2 separate regions of the Mus musculus genome follow, and region 2 is linked to region 1. A link is a loop called in an ENCODE intact Hi-C map of the cell type or tissue named here. Cell type or tissue: gastrocnemius. All regions are shown on one strand. Region 1 holds the start of Eif4g3 (eukaryotic translation initiation factor 4 gamma, 3). Region 2 overlaps Eif4g3 (eukaryotic translation initiation factor 4 gamma, 3).

Evidence for each region. A loop is a pair of places that touch in the nucleus more often than their neighbours do. Peaks named below come from ENCODE experiments on the same cell type or tissue, not always from the same donor. Only the 100,000 strongest peaks of a DNase experiment are listed, where the experiment ranks them.
Region 2: it touches region 1 in a loop (7-fold over the local background); 9 of 42 quality-filtered maps call a loop at or near these places.

What each region holds. Positions count from the first base shown.
Region 1 is chr4:137,992,213-138,000,212 of GRCm38, reverse strand. Eif4g3 (eukaryotic translation initiation factor 4 gamma, 3) reads right to left here and starts at 6,757. Exons shown (of 35, transcript NM_172703.3): 1 at 6,586-6,757; 2 at 6,069-6,231. In gastrocnemius, no CTCF peak of the experiment used is centred here; a DNase peak (open chromatin) is centred at 6,795; H3K4me3 peaks cover 7,320 bases; H3K27ac peaks cover 7,380 bases.
Region 2 is chr4:138,104,592-138,112,591 of GRCm38, reverse strand. Eif4g3 (eukaryotic translation initiation factor 4 gamma, 3) reads right to left here. Exons shown (of 35, transcript NM_172703.3): 10 at 7,156-7,278. Among named protein-coding and RNA genes, the nearest start is that of 1700095J12Rik, 30 kb to the left of the region's middle. In gastrocnemius, CTCF peaks have their summits at 575 and 4,640 (motif pointing right); a DNase peak (open chromatin) is centred at 4,649; H3K27ac peaks cover 5,257 bases.

The DNA of each region.
Region 1 (8,000 bases):
AAATAAATGAATTAACACAAGCCGGGCAGTGGTGGCGCACGCCTTTAATCCCAGCACTTGGGAGGCAGAGGCAGGCGGATTTCTGAGTTCGAGGCCAGCCTGGTCTACAGAGTGAGTTCCAGGACAGCCAGGGCTACAGAGAAACCCTGTCTCGAAAAACCAAAAAAGAACAAACACAATCCCTGCCTAATTCACACCCCACACTTCCGAATACTATCAAGCTCAATCTTGTCTTTTAAGGTGAACAGAAATTATTTCAAAGTCTATTATCAAAAGGACAATGGCCTTTTGTAAGGATTTATTTTAAATCTATTACTATTTTATGTACTGGGCACCATGGATCTGAGGCCTATGGAGGTCAGGAGAGAGTATGGATCCCCAGGAACTTAAGTGACAAAGTGACAGACAGCTGTGAGCGCTCATGAGTGCTAGGACTACATCCTGGCTCCACACAAGAACAGCCAGGGCTCTTAGCCACTGAGCCATAGCTGCAGCCCCAAAAAGGACAACGGGCTTATGGGGTTAAATGGGGTTAATCTGCTCATACTGTCACGCACAAGACACTCTGAATCTCTAACGATTACATTTTTTATGGTGCTTCCTCTAGGCTCCCCACAACTTGGGGAGAGGCAGACATAAAAGCAAAACCCAGCTGGCGGGACAGCTCTCGAACATGGATTACTCTTTGTTGCAGGATATTTGATCACTCTGTGAACCCAGAGATTGTGTTGTTTACAGGGGTGGGGAGTGGGGGTAACCTTTCTAGCTATGGTGTGGCTCAGCCCTTAGCACCCAACTTTAATCCCTCTAGCTAGAATACAGACAGGCCCTTAGTACAAACGTTTAATCTCAAACAAGGAAGGTAAAGTTACTTTGTAGAAAGAAGCAACCATGCTTAAAAGAAATGTCAAACTGAGTGGCAGACAAAGTGATGAATCAGAGAAAGATTTAACAGAATAGGATCTGCCCAACCCTCAGGAGGGAGGGGGCAGGGAAGTTACCGAGAGAGCAGTGCAGAGAGGGGAGAGGGGCAGTTTTACCAGGACAGGCATACAGAGAAAGGTTGAAGAGAGAACAAGCTATGTCCAAGTGAAGACAAGATGAGCCAGAGAATGAGAAGGAGCCAGAAGATCAGAACAGATTGCTAGAGTTAGCATGAGGTCAAACTAACTCAGGAGAGAAAGAAGCAAGATTGAATTAGCATGGAGAGGAGTTTTGAGCCAGAACAGCTGAGCTGAACCAGTCAGCCAGTGCTCATAAAGAACTAGAAAGGGTGAGCTTATTCAATAAGTTTCAGAGGCTGGAAACATTCTAGGCCTAGATGAGATTGTACAGAGGCTAGAAGCTACCAGGACTAGGCCTAGGTTAGCAGACGAAGGTAGTAAGCCTCGGAGAAAAAGTTAGCTTGACAACTCATGGCTCTAACTTGCTCAGACCTTAACTCCCCCCACCCAGATGCATCATAAACTTCAATACAGAAAAGCAACCTGAGGCTGCTTAAACTCCCAGGTGCAACTGCGGATGCGCTCTAACTCGGCACCTGGGAAGGCTCTCCCTCTTCATCCCCCTTTTTGCTATCTCCCTTTCTCCCTCGTATAAGGATCTGCCTTCAAACATTTGTTTGATTTGGCTTGGTTTGAGACACGGTCTCATAGTGTAGCCTGACTCCAGATCTGCCTGCTTCTGCCTCCGAGCACTCAAGATTTGACAATTTCTTGAGGGAGTGGCTTAAGAGAGCTGAGCTGCTGGCCAAGCACAACAGCCTCAGAATGCCAGCTGCTAGCTATAATGGTACTCTGCTGGAGGCCTTGCTGACTCTGGGACAAGCAGAGACCCGAGCTAAATCCATCAGAGGACCTCCATGTTCTTAGGCTCAGTGAGGGGAAGACAGCCTACTTGTCTAGCAGTATGCTGTTGTGAACTACTTCAAACCCTAGACACCATGGCTGTGTTCTACAGTACTTGGCATGGCTTCTCTCAAATGCAGCAGAGTTCTGACTTCCTCCCAGGCCCACACACATCCAGCCAAGTAAGAAGGCCACCACCGGCCACTAGTCTGCTCACACACCACCTTTCACAGGCACAGGAGACCCTGGAAATGTAACTAACTTCCCTGCATATCAGTACCCTTGTCTGTGAAACAGACAACACCTACCTTATTAGAGGCCTTGGAAAACTTAAATAGAATCCTGCATGTATGACATCTAGCAGCAGATACTGAAAATGAATATTATCCAGATCTAGTTATCAGAGAGGGAAATAAAAAAAAAGAGAGTGAAAATTACACACTTCACCACTTCAGACCAGCTTAATGTCCATGGAAGAGAAGATTTAAAAAGGAAAAAAAAAGGGGGGTGGGACAACAGGAGTATTGCAAAGATAGAAAGAACACTCTTTTTTTTTTTCTTTTTTTTTTTTTTTTTTTTTTTTTGAGACAGGGTTTCTCTGTGTAGCCCTGGCTGTCCTGGAACTCACTCTGTAGACCAGGCTGGTCTCGAACTCAGAAATCCGCCTGTCGGGCTGGTGAGATGGCTCAGTGGGTAAGAGCACCCGACTGCTCTTCCGAAGGTCCGGAGTTCAAATCCCAGCAACCACATGGTGGCTCACAACCATCTGTAACAAGATCTGACGCCCTCTTCTGGAGTGTCTGAGGACAGCTACAGTGTACTTACATATAATAAATAAATAAATCTTAAAAAAAAAAAAAAAAAAGAAATCCGCCTGTCTCTGCCTCCCAAGGGCTGGGATTAAAGGTGTGCGCCACCACCGCCTGGCTGAAAGAACACTCTTGACAAAGGAGCCAGAGACACAAGTCCTCTTCTGGTTGACACAGGTCTCTAGTTCTGTTTCTAAAAAGAACCTACTCTGTCTCACTGGCTTTTACTGGTTGCCCCCAAACAGTAAGATGATTCACCAGAAATGTGTCAGTAGCCCTGAATCACACCCTGTTAGGAATACTGTATTCCTAACATATGGGAAAAACTTTCTGCTCAAATGGGCACATAACTCTAGTTTATTCATCCAGAATTTTCTGTAAGGTGGGCAGCAGTCTCAATATAAAGATATGGGATGTTAATGGGGAACCCAGGAACCCTCTGAAAAACTTCAGCATGACAGTTTTTTATGAAAACGTCAGTTATTTTGTCAGCCAGAGAAAGGATGACCACTGTCAATATTCTCAACAGAGTCACCTCAACCTCAACGGGGAAGCTGAGCCAAGCACACCGCAAGACAAATATTCTCAAGCTGTGACTTCACCAAGCACAAGTTTCCAGCGGGTTTGTTAAGAAACTCTCAGCATACTCTCCTTGCGTTTACAACTGTTCATGTTAGCTTTCTGTCTCCTTCCAGGCCTGCCATCCCATCTCCCCCTCAGCTAGAGACCAGCCATTGACTATTTCCAATCAGTGTGGCCATTTCTCCTTCAAGTGGCTGGGGGGAGGGGGGGGGGAAGGTTGTCCTGCAGTGCAAATCTGATGCCTGCTTCCAGCTTCAAGTTTACATGCAATTCCTGTGTTTTCAACACACCTTGCATTTCGACGAACACGTGAACACTCAGTACGAATGAAGGACACCTGGCCATGCAACGCCTTCCAACACATTTTCTAATACACTGCTTAAGCTAACTAATTTGCAGCAACTGTACCCACACACACCCTGTAAGGCAGTGGAGTTAAGCCATGGGAAGAGCCAACGCCAGCTCTGTGCTCTAACTCCAAGTGCTTCAACGGCACTGACTTACTGCACGCAGGTGTCTGCATAAAACCCAAATTCCCACATGCCCTGCAGTTTGAAAAGCAGAGTTGCTCTACTGGGTTTCTGACCTCTTCCAGTACCAGGTGACAACATTTTCCCGCTGCTGCGTTCTGAGCCGGCCGTAGCCCACGCTTCCTTTACTATCTCGATAGATGCTTATTTAGCTGTGCGATCTTGCCGGAGTAAAGCAGGAATTGTAGAATACATCAAGTATAAAATGTCAGCCGCCATGACATGGGGCAAAATAGAACCTCCAAGCAGCACGGCTGGCTCCAAGGTTGCCATGAAGGGTTTAGAATAATCTTCTCTGCAGAGAACACCTTATTCCTTCCTGTTTCCCAACTGCATCTTCCTTCTATTTTAAAGAAAAGATAAAAATCTAACTGGAGGTCCAACCACGACTTCCAAGTTGTAACCAGCTTCAAGTTTTTCCAGTCCTTCAGCTGTGAGCTCTAAGGAGCAAAAGCATACTTGGGATACTCAGCACCCCCGCTCTGTATCCAATGAAGCCACCAACTTCACCAAGCGCTGTCACGTACAACACTATGATCCCTTACTTGCTGGTCTGTCTGTCTGTCCAGAACACACAGTGTGCAATCCCTCTGGTTAACTCCCTAACAGCTTAAAGAGGCAGGTAAGGAACAACTCACTTGGTCCGGAGACAGAAACCTACCAACACAGACAGACCATCAAGAAAAACAACCCTAAAATTAGAACGGAATTCGAAGCAAGTATGAAAGTGAAGCTAGGTAGACTGAAGCGACCCAATTCTACCCCGAAGCAGGCTGAACGGCCGACCTGCTCCTTCACAGGCCAATAGCTGCGCATGTGGGTCAGAAGCAACTGGGTTCTCCATGAACACGCAACATTCTCAGCCGCGAGCAAGCGAGAAACTGAACAGAACTGGGCAGGGTCAGAACATTATGAAATCACTCCACACATAGCACTGGAGCACTAAGATGTGGACTAACAATATGTAAAGAACACAGAAAGAACGCTGGACAGAAAACAAACAATGACCTGAGGTGACCCAAGAAGGGGAAGTGTTTTTCCCTTCTCAAAGTAATTGATACAGACAAGAATCAAACTACACAGAAATGACTAGCCCCAACACCACTTACAAGTCAAACACAAGAACCACACAGCACTGGGAACATCCAAAAATCATTTGTCCATTTTTCACAAGTCCAAGGATGGGGGGTGGGGGCGGGGGAGATGATGAAATGTTATTCTCAGATAGGTAACAACACCTCTGCTTGCCCATCGATGGTAACGCACACCTTTAATCCCAGCATTCAGGAGGCAGAGGCAGGCGGATCTCTTGAGTTCAAGGGCAGCTTGGTCTACAGAGCAAGTTCTAGGGCAGCCAGGGCTACACAGAGAAACCCAGTGGGGATCCAAAGGAGTATCACCTTCCTTTACTCCATAGGAGCTGTGAATTCGACGTTTTATTCTGACTTAAATACCAGGTACCAAGATTTTTCAATCAAAGCTGCCCCAACTTCTATACCATGAAATTAAGACACATTCAAAACTAAGACCCTTCCTTGGGAGCCCTGGTACCCTCCAGACACCACCCTACGGAGCAGCAAACTTACTAAAGCCCTTTAAAAAAGATATACAGCGTTAACACCAGTCTTAGAAGAAGTGAGACTTCTGGGGGTACTGGGTAATGTGAGTTAACTTCCTCTTCCTTTAGAAAGGTCAAAGACAGGGAAGCGCCCAGTGTAACATTTCCTCCTTAGCCGGCTCCACCACAAGCCACAACACAACTCTAATTGCTTAAAAAAATAAAATACGATAAAATAAAATAAAACAAAACACTAGCGGGGGGGGGTGCTTTTTGTACACTTGCAGTAAAGACTGAAGACCCAACTTACCTCAGGAATGAGCTGATTCGTTTCCAACAGAAAATTTAGCAATAAACTTTGCTATGAATCCTAAATAATAATTAGAGAGGCTACCGAGCCCCGCAGAAGGCAGGGCCTCCCAACAGTCAGAAAAGCCTTGCCCGCAGGGCTGGTCCTAGGCACCAGCAAATTCTGCCCAAGAAAGGGGAGGGAGCAGCCAAGGGCAGGGTTCCCCCCAGATCCACAAGAGCTGCAGAGGCACGGCCCGGTGGAGCTAGTAGTGTTCACGGTACCGCAGAGGGTCCCGGGGTCCCCAGCAATGCTGTCACCGGTGCACCCCAAAAGCTCGGGTCAAGCCGGGAGCAGAGCGGCTGCCCGTCCCTTTTCTGGCCGGGCTATGACGGCAGGCAAGGAGGTTCCCACCGAGGGTCGCTCTGGACCGCCGGAAGGTGAAAAGGATACTGTTGGGGCGCCGGGGTCTGGAGGGCCCTGATGTTCGGGTGAGGAGGGGCCGCCGCTGCCGCTACTGCCGCCGCCGCCGCCGCTGCCGCCGGATGAGGAGGCGGTACCGCCGCCGCCGCCGCCGCTCCGGTGCCGGGTCCGGTTCCTGCTGCAGCCGCTGAGCCTGATTTCAGAGCCGGTTTCTGCGGTAAACTCATGGCAAAGCGAAGCCACCAACCCCCCCAGAGCGGGACCGGGCGCGCCGGGGTGCAGGGGCCGGGGGCAGCGGAGGGGCGGGATGGGGGCAGACCCGGGGAGGCGGCGGGAGCGGGGGGCCGGGGGGAGGCTGGGAGGAGGAGGAGGAGGGGGCCGGGACCGGTCACACACGCCCTCCGCCGCCGCCGCCTCCGCCGCCGCCGCCGCGGGCAGCAGCAGCCGCCCCGCGGGCCAGCACCACCGGCTGCCGGTCTCCGTGACAACGCGACCCCGGGGAGGGGGGGGCCGGACCCGGCAGGGGCAGGAGGCGGAGAGACCGGACCTTTCACGGCAATATCCTCATGGGCCGGCGGCGGGGGGTCTCTGTCCCCCTCCCCGGGGGAAGCGGCGCCCTTCTCGGTAGCGGGGCTCGGGCGATGCGGACGGATTTTCTTCACTCAACGAGCAGAGCATCCAACATGGCGCTGCGGCCGCCTCCAGCAGTCCGGCAGGACGGCCGCTCGGAGCTTTTCGGCCCTTTTCGGAAGGACTCGGCAGACCGAGGGTGGCAAGCTCTCTCGGCTATTTCCGGAGACCGCGAGCGGCCGGGCTTCTTCGGGAGCGCTCGGGAGCGCCTTCGGCCGCTGTTCGGGAACGCCGCAGGAGCTGACACTCTTTCTCGGGAAAGATCGGTGATCCGGGACGGCTGAGGATCTCCGCGGCGCGGTGCGGAGCTGAGGGAGAGACCGAAGGGCACGTCTGTAGGGAGAGAGCTCAGCCTCGAAGAACAATAGTAACGGCACCCGAGGCCGCGGTCCGTCGAGACCTGCCAAGCAAGCGTCGAGAGGCGGCGGAGCGGAAAAACCGAGGCGCTGCGGAGGGAACCGCTAAGCCAGAGCACAAACCGACAGTTAGGAACCCGCCCGCCTCAAGGACTTATTAACATAACAGATGCCACTCGCCGGCCCTTGACGTCGCCAGCCATGGGCATTATGTCGACACGTCGTCCTCAGATGCCCAAAGTGCGAAATGGAACGAGGAGCCCCATTTTGCAGAGGAGGCCCCGGAGAAGAAAAGTGACTGCCCCAAGGTCGCCTGGCTGGGAAGGGATGGAGCGGATTCAGAAACGGGATCCCACCTTCTCTAGGATGAACCTTACCCTTCTAGGATGCAAAATGGCCTGCCTTGCCAGAAACTGACCCTAAGCTCTGTAGAGTGGATATCTTCCCACAGTCTTCCCCAAGACTGGAGGGGCCTTTGACTACAACCTGTAGTCGGCTGCCCATCTTCTTTTGCTTGGCTAACTCCTGTGGATAAGGTCTCCTCCCCCCACATCCATTCACACTTTGCACACCACACCTGCGCCCCTCAATAGAGGCATTGTCCCCAGGACACAGTAACATTGACAGAAAAGGAGTCGCAGACACCTCCGAACTGTGCAGATATGGAGTACTGCATTAGCTCATATAATCCCAAGAAATAGGTAAATACCTATTCTTACAAATGAAGACTCTGGGGTCCAAAGAAGTTTAGCTATCATCTACACTATTAAAAAAAAATTTTTTTTGAGGCAGCTCAAAGCTGACAGGAGACTTTGCCAAGGTCACATGACCAACGTGGACAGAGGTAAAATTAGTGTCCTGTGTCCTGTGTGCTTGAGTTGCAAACGTTAGGACCCAAGTGCAGACTCCAGAATTCACTCAGGAAAAGTCTGGTGTGCGAGAGGTGTATACAGTCCCAGCATTGAGGTGAAGACCA
Region 2 (8,000 bases), 110 kb before region 1:
TACATGCAAATGTATACATGCATATACATTCAGCGAGAAGGGTCTGAAAAGACCTCAGACCTGGGGCCTAACCTCCTAACCTTCTCTTTCCTGTCACTTCCAGAGATTGATTACCTGTACTTGTACAGACATAAAGCTAGGTTAATTTTCATTTGCACTTTTTTGTAAAGACAGGTCTCATGTATCCTAGGCTGCCTTGAACTCAATAGTTAGCTGAAAATGACCACAACTTCTGTTCCCCCTGCTCCTGCAAGCTCTGAGATACAGGCATGTGCTACTTTGTTCAAGGAAGTTATTCTAACTTTCTAGACCTAACATGAAGGACAGATCGAATGCTAACATGAAGGACAGATGCTAATTCCTCATAACAATGTGCATCAGTTTCTGGATGGTTACAGTCTCCACTCTCACTGCCTGGCATTCTTAAAACAGGTGGTAGGGAACAGGAACTGTGCGCATGCCACCACCACAGCTGATTCCAGTGTCCAGAGGGCGTGCAATTTACTAGGCTCCATCCAACAGCTAGCTAGCAACAGCTGCTGTCACCTCGATCTCCCAGTACTACCCGTGCTGCCACTGGTGAGAGACAAGGGCAGCAGCACTCGAGAGAACTGCTTGCTACCCAAGTCTCCCTCCTCCTCCCTCCATCTCAGTTTCTGTCTCTGTCTCCCCCTCCCCCCAAGTGTTCCTGGTCAGCCTGTTTCTCTCTTCCTGCCCTTAACTGTCCCTCTCACCTCTCCCCATCTTCTTCTGCCCCCTTTCCAGGTCCCTGCTCCTCTCCCTTCCCACAATAAACCTTTAATATTAGGCCTGGCAAATTTGAGAGGGATCCCCTGGTGGAGGCCCGCCAGGAGTCCCTTACTCCTGCTCAGTGTATTTCATAACACATGTAAAGTGAAGCCTTACGCTCTAAAAGCAAAGACTAACTCACTCAGAGTTTGATTAACTGTAGTCTACAAAACTAGGAAAACAAAATCTAATGAGAATGATGGTTTCTATAACCAACCTAAAGCACACTGGCTAAACAACCTAAACACTGGCTTCATTGGCTTCTACCCAGAAGTGCAAGAAAACTCAGAATTGGTCTTAAGGCAGTGAGATTTCCTGACTGATTTAAGACAAATGGGGAATCTAAATTGTATCTGAAGATATTTTGCCAAAACTAGATCTTATCTAGTTTTGTTATCTCTTGGGTATAATCCATTCTAACAGCTATTTTAGGGGGTGGGGGGCTTGAAGCAGAGTTTCTCTGTTGTAGCCCTGGCTGCCCCCTGGCTTCTGTCTCCCAAGTGCTAGGACTAAAGGTGTGCACCACCACACCCAGTTCACAATTCACTCTAAATCCAAACAGTTAAGCATGCAACAGACACTGTTCACCATGACATTGCATTTAAACACAAAGAATGCATGCCAGCTTAGTCCTTAAGGCTCGTCATACTGAATAGTAACATTTCATTCAAGGGCTAGTACTAACACTACCATACTAACAAGAACAATGTGACTTAATTTAATAACTCCCATCTTTACTACAATCACCATTTAAAACTACAAAAATACGCTTCTCAGAAGAGAGCAACCAACTCGTCAGTGCCAAATTGGACGAGTTGGTTGGACATGGATGACAAGATCGCTACTTAAAAGTTAAAGCGGGATTTTCTTGTTTGTTTGTCCTGCCTCCTTCCTGATCGAATTACACTAATAACACAGGAGTGTACCTGTGCTGCCAACCCAGCATGAAGCTATTAGTTGTTAAAGCATGAAATGGCTTGTCGCAGATTCCATTTCCCAGAGGTGGGGTGTGTGTGTGGAGCTGTTCTGTAAGGGACAACTCCCCTATGGCTCTGGCAATTCCCCAAACTACAGAAGAAGATTTACATTCAAGATGTGCCAATGATTCCGTTTCCAACTTTTCCCTGACCTGTGCTCCTTGCCACAAGACCCTTTACCAAGTTTCAGCTATTATTTACTCGAAGGCTGATCCTAAAAGTGGTGAGAAAGGAGGGCGAAAGAAATAAAATGAACAGTAGTTTGTAAAATCTATTTGGGGGCTGGAGAATTGGCTTAGAACTTAAGAGCACTTCTCACTGTTATAGAGGAGCCACGTTCAATTCCTAGCACCCACATGGTAGCTCCCATTCCAGGGGATCCAACACCTTCTGGTCTACACATCACTGACTACACGTGGACATTTTAAAATTTTATCTATCTAATCTCTTCTGTTCCTTTTCAGAGGCCAGCTGCTACGCAGCAGGTAATTCTGAGGATAGAAACCTCTCTTGGTCACTAACCACCACCAATGGCCGAAGGGCTTGCTACTGGGGGGGGGGGGCGCGGATACCATTGCTTCTTCTCCACTGTAGTAGTTACACTGACTAGGCTGCGCTAAGAGTGGAATCTTTGTCTCTCAGGTGAAAAGCATCCGTTCTCTAAGACCTGTGCATACATCTACGTCCAAGCACGGTGACCATCTGGTGGGGCCATGGTCACAGGAAGCACACTTTCTATGTGTATGACACATAACATCTGTAGGAGGCACACAGAGATCATCTAAAAACTTACTAGGGAAGACAGCCTGTAGTTTCACCGACGCCTAGAGCAGACAGCAACAGTAAAAATTCCCTTTGCCTTCAGGTTTTCGTCATGTGGACCCCAGGATTGTTCCTGTCAATGGACCCTCAGCGGCCATCTCTGGTGACTTTCAGTGACTCAGGCCTGCCATGAGTTCCATGCAGACTCCTTCAGCTTAGCTCAGTTAAGTTCCATGTGTGGCTGTTTATGAATCCCACTGGCAGAAAAGCCAACACATCCATGACTATGACAACACACTGAGACAAAAGAAGACCTGCCTCCTTCACCAGAGTCATCTTTCCTTACTACTGAAGTCCGTGGGGAGCCTGACAGAGAATAGGCACAGGCCTTACAGAAGGCATGGTCCAGTCTTTTCACCCGGTCTTTCTTCCCCTCTCAGCCCCACTGGTTGATCTCTTTGATGCCTTCATGCTTCCTGTGACCTGCTGACCCCTGAGTCCCACACGATTTATGAGCAATGCTGTCTTGATTCAGTTATTGTGGGTTAACCTCCTCACTCAGCTGACCTGTGCACAGACCTGCAGACTGAAGCCAAGCTAAAATGTGCTGTCAGCCTTAAAAGAGAGCCTTAGAAACCACAGCAGGGGCAAAGTACAGCACTCAACTGTTTACTAACTTGTGTGTGTTATATTCCTACATTACATTTTTCTGTAAGGTATCTTTCTGTAAGGTCTGTCTGTATCCCATTCTTGAACTCCCAGGACTCTCTAATACAACCTCACCTAACCCACTAGTACCCGGTCTCTATGATCTGCCACTCTGTGTAGTCTATGCTGTACAACCCTGAACATAAACCAAGGGCAGCCTGGATGCCAGCAGTCAGCTTTGCTATGGACGCACAAGCAACTGTGTGGGACTTCAAAGGAGTTAAGTAATGGGATCCCACCTGCTATGAAGTCTGGTCAGATGCTAAGCAGGGTTAAAGCACTGCTACAATTTGTTGTAAGTATAGTGCTACATGTCTGCCATTCTAACCTTAGGAGGCTGGGCAGAAGAACTGCCATCAGTCTGGGCCAGGGCCCTTATTTCAGAAAAGAACATGAAAACAAGTTAAAGTCACCCTTGGGAATAAGCAGTTAGAGCTCTCTCGTTGGGAGCACTCCTGGTAATTAGGCAGAGACACCAAGGGTAGGATAAGTAGATTTCCTAGGAATTCCCTATGCCCCCTAGCTGTGGGGGTGCCACTGCTATCCTGGCTACCTTAAACTGAAGGGCTGTAGTTCAGTAGCCAGTAGACACGCTGCATGCCAGCAATGGCCATTTGGAACATTCCAGGGATGCCTGAAAAAAAACTACACAATTACAAAAGTCTGCCCCAGCTCTTGAACATACAGCCAACCAGGTCTGCTCCAGTTGTCAGTTTGTGCTAGCACAGACCATGATGGACTCCAGGTGACCCTGTAGCCCTTACCATCTGGGACACAAGGGGAGCACCTCACTTGCTGACCTAGCAGAAAGCCCAAGGAAGAAAGCCTGTGATTGGAATAGACATCAGCCTTTGTTTGCACGCAAGGTGAGTTGTGATTGTCTCAAATACCTCTCATCTGGATACAAACGCACACTGTTGAGGCTCAAGTACTGACTCTGCAGAGAGATGCTGTCAAGTGTCACCCTTCCTGTTGTTGTGACATTAGGTCCAATAAAAGGCTTGACAAGTTGTACCTTGCCTACTTTCCGCTGTATGGGCTGAGCTCACAAGAAAAAAAATAGACATCAAAGTGTCTTCAGTGGCAGAGTCAGTAGGCATGTCAACAGCAGGTGATCAGTTGGCAGAGCTCAGCAGAAGAGGCAAGGCAGCCAGTGGCTGCTTGGCAGCAAACGAAAAAGAAACTGGATGGTTTAAGAACAGCCAGGGCAGAAGAAAGTAAAAGAAAGATGGCAGGGGAGGGCAGAGGCTGAGCCTGAAGGATAAACACTGCTGAAGGCCACTGGATAGAGACTGTGGAGTCTGGGTACAGGGAGAAGGATAGAATGGTTAGGTCTTTATAGCCCAGAGCTGTAACATTGCTGCTGCTAAGGGCAGAGCAATCCCAACTTCAAGGCCTACATAAAGACTGCTACCACTAGAGGGCACCATCTACTCTCAAACACCCAAGGAAACAGCCTGTCAGAACCAGCTTACCCACCTACAGTTTTATTCTGGACAGCGCAGAAAAAGACCCAGACTTCTTGCTAACTGGAAACAAAAGCAGGTACACCATGAGAACAAAAACATGCTTGGCCCAACACACCAACAGAGAAGGCTGTCCTCATAGTAGCTCTTAAACTAGAAAGCCATTCAAGATGGACTGGCAGGCGGGGTTGGGGGAGCCCACACCTTTAATACCAGATCCCAGGAGGCAAAGAGGCAGACACTTTCTGTGAGTTCAGGCCAACCTGGTCTAGAGAACAAAAGACAGCCAGAGCTATAGTGTGAGATCCTGTCTCCAACAACAACAACAACAACAACAACAACAACAACAACAACAACAACAACAACAGGTGGATCCAGGATCGTGTCCTAACTTCAAATGTCTATTACAGGCCCTGTGCCGAGGGCTTTCTAGAAAGAGAACTCAGCGCCAATGTTCAGAGCCTGCAGCCTTTAGGAAAAGAACAGACTCAGTATTTTTTGACACGATATAATCTCCCTTCACCAAGTTCAGCCGTCTATGGGCACAGCTTCCATGACCTCCCAGAAATGAAGCCAGAAGCTGTAATGCTTCTGCTGTTGACTTTAAGAGGAAAAGTACACTCATCAATTAAACAGCTACGATCCATCCCACAGACTCCACGCATACACAGAGCCAAGATTTGTACGGGTGGATTCAAATGTAAGAACACAAAAGAGACAAGACTGGAGGCTCTCCACAGCAATCACTGTCTCTATCTGAGTTGTCACCCACCATACAGACACCAAGACTTGTGCTTGCGCCTGTGGTCCCAGGGAAGGGGGTAAGGACTGAAGAAGAGCTGGGAAGGCACAGGGTCACACTTGCAAGATCCGAAGACAGGAATGGGCTGGGTGCAAGAGAGCTCCACTAGTAAAGGCACTCACTGTTCTTGCAGAGGATGGAGTCAGGTTCCCAGCACCCACACCAGGCAGCTGACAACAGCCTAGAGTAACTCCAACTCCAGAGGGACACACCTTCTGGCCTCTAAGGACATCCACACACATGTTAGACATTCACATAAAAACACATACATGTATACATATATACATGATCAAAAATAAATCCTTAAAAAAAACAACAAAAAAACCTAACCAGACACACCATATAGAGAATTAAAATACAGAAAGGTACAGATTTTCAAGGTGGGAATTTCAAGTTGTCAACTACACCCTATCTTAACTGATGTTTGCAAAGAGACTAAAGGGTGCAAAGTGTGCATGTCCTCACCAACCAACTGCAAGTTCTACTCCAGCACCCGCCAGGCCGTCCGAGAGGCCACTATGTCTAGAATTATACCTGGCTGTCAATAAACCATGTATGTAGGTCATTTCCGATCTACTATCCCATTGCATGATCAATTCTGGAGACAAAACCACACTCTTAATCATTCAGACTTAAAATGTTTAAAGAAGACAATTTCAAAAATAAGTTCTGTAACAACCTTGAAACCCTCTAACCGAGGTGGCCACATACTCTTCTCTGTAATGGGGACTGCGACAGAGAGGACCATCACTCCCAAGGGGAACACAGCCCACTCAAGCCAACAGGTCACAGGTTTACGAGGGCTCTGAACTGAACTCGCTTACTCTTGGTGACCTCAATATCTCAGAGCACTTCTTTGAGGCTCTGTGGCGGTAATCAAGTCAGCGGTTGGCTACTCTGCCATGCCTTACCTCTGGTCTAATGCTCATTTGTAAATCGGCTCTGGGGGCTCTCACCTTCCAGCCATGAGAACAAACAAACAATCCCCTTAAACAGGTGCTTCTGTCTGCTGGGCTCTCGGTGACAGGTGACTGATTACGTTGGGAAGTCACCCAGTAACAAGGTAAGAAGCTTCAAACTTGGGCAACCAATTTCAATGCCACAAGTCACAGTTTGCTCAAGCCTAGCTCTTCTTGGGACTCTTCGATTTCTTCTAAGACCAAAGCCACATACTTTACCAGTCAGGCCTGACTAAACTCACAGAGCAGCCTTGGAAGCACAGCTGTGTAGGTCCTGAACGAGACTCTAACGGGGACAATCTTCTCAAGCATCCCGGCCACAACGCGTACATCCTCACTGTGACACCACCCTCTTCCACGGCACTTCATCCTAAGGCTCCACAGCGGACTCATAACTACTCACTCAATAGGGTGGCTTCCAAGGCACGAAGCACCTTTGGATAGCATGGAACAGCTCAATAGCAAGTGTGGCAGCATCTGTGCTCTGAATGCGAAGCCAACCCACAGAAAACATCGCCAGTAGGACCTGAAAGCAACTCGGGAAGAGAACCGTGTCTGTCGAAGCTTCCTGAGATACTCAGGCTCTGGACAGCTGACAGAGAGGAAAGGACAGAGTGGCTACGGAAGAGAGCGAGGAGGTCAATGAGTGAGTGCCCAGCGCCCACCGCCATGGTCATGCTCACTCTACTTACCTGAGGAGGAGTGGGAGTGGATGCGGGTCTTCCTATAGGTGGAGTGGGATTTCTGCTGCCACCTCCAGACATAATCTCCTCTGTTATGTCTTTACCTCCCTGATTTGGATCTCGAATTCTTATCTACAATATTAAATAAAATGGTAAGAGTAAATGTGGTGTCTGTGTACCAGATTTGTATACACACAGATAATATTAAATTTGTTAACTTCTACTTTAATCACAGAACCATATGTGATCATTCCAAAAACTGCAGGCACCAAGCTGTGACAATGACTGTAATGGCAGAGAAAGTAGGGCTGAGCAGGTTTGATTTCTAGGTCAAAGAAGGAAACCATCTATGTGCGTGTAAGATTGCCAAATACATTGATTTTACTCAGAGTTCTTAATAGCAACGAGAGCCACACATAGCCTAAGAATAACAAAGTGCCTGAGTTAAGTTTTTAATGCCCTAATGGTGAAGTGCAGAAAATAAAGATGCGCATTTGTATCGCAGTGGGACTCTATCTGGCTGCAGTACGCAGCTGTAAGGACAGTGGCTGTCCTGTTGCTTTGTATAAGTAAAGGCACAGACACATCACACAGGCCAAATGAGCACAGAACAGTTCAATGCTATCCTACATCTTTACAGGTAAATTAATCAAAGGACCAGGAGGAAGGATGATGCAGATCTAAATGTACTGCCACAGAAGGACTGCCAAGCTCTCTGCTAAGTTAGACAGTGGCACACAGCTCAGTGCATGTGTTCCTGTTTCAACTGTCAGTGGTTCCTCATGCTTACAATGTCAAAGGTGCTATAATGAGGATGGAATCCCAGGGCTAAGGAACTCTGAGCTGGGCCATGG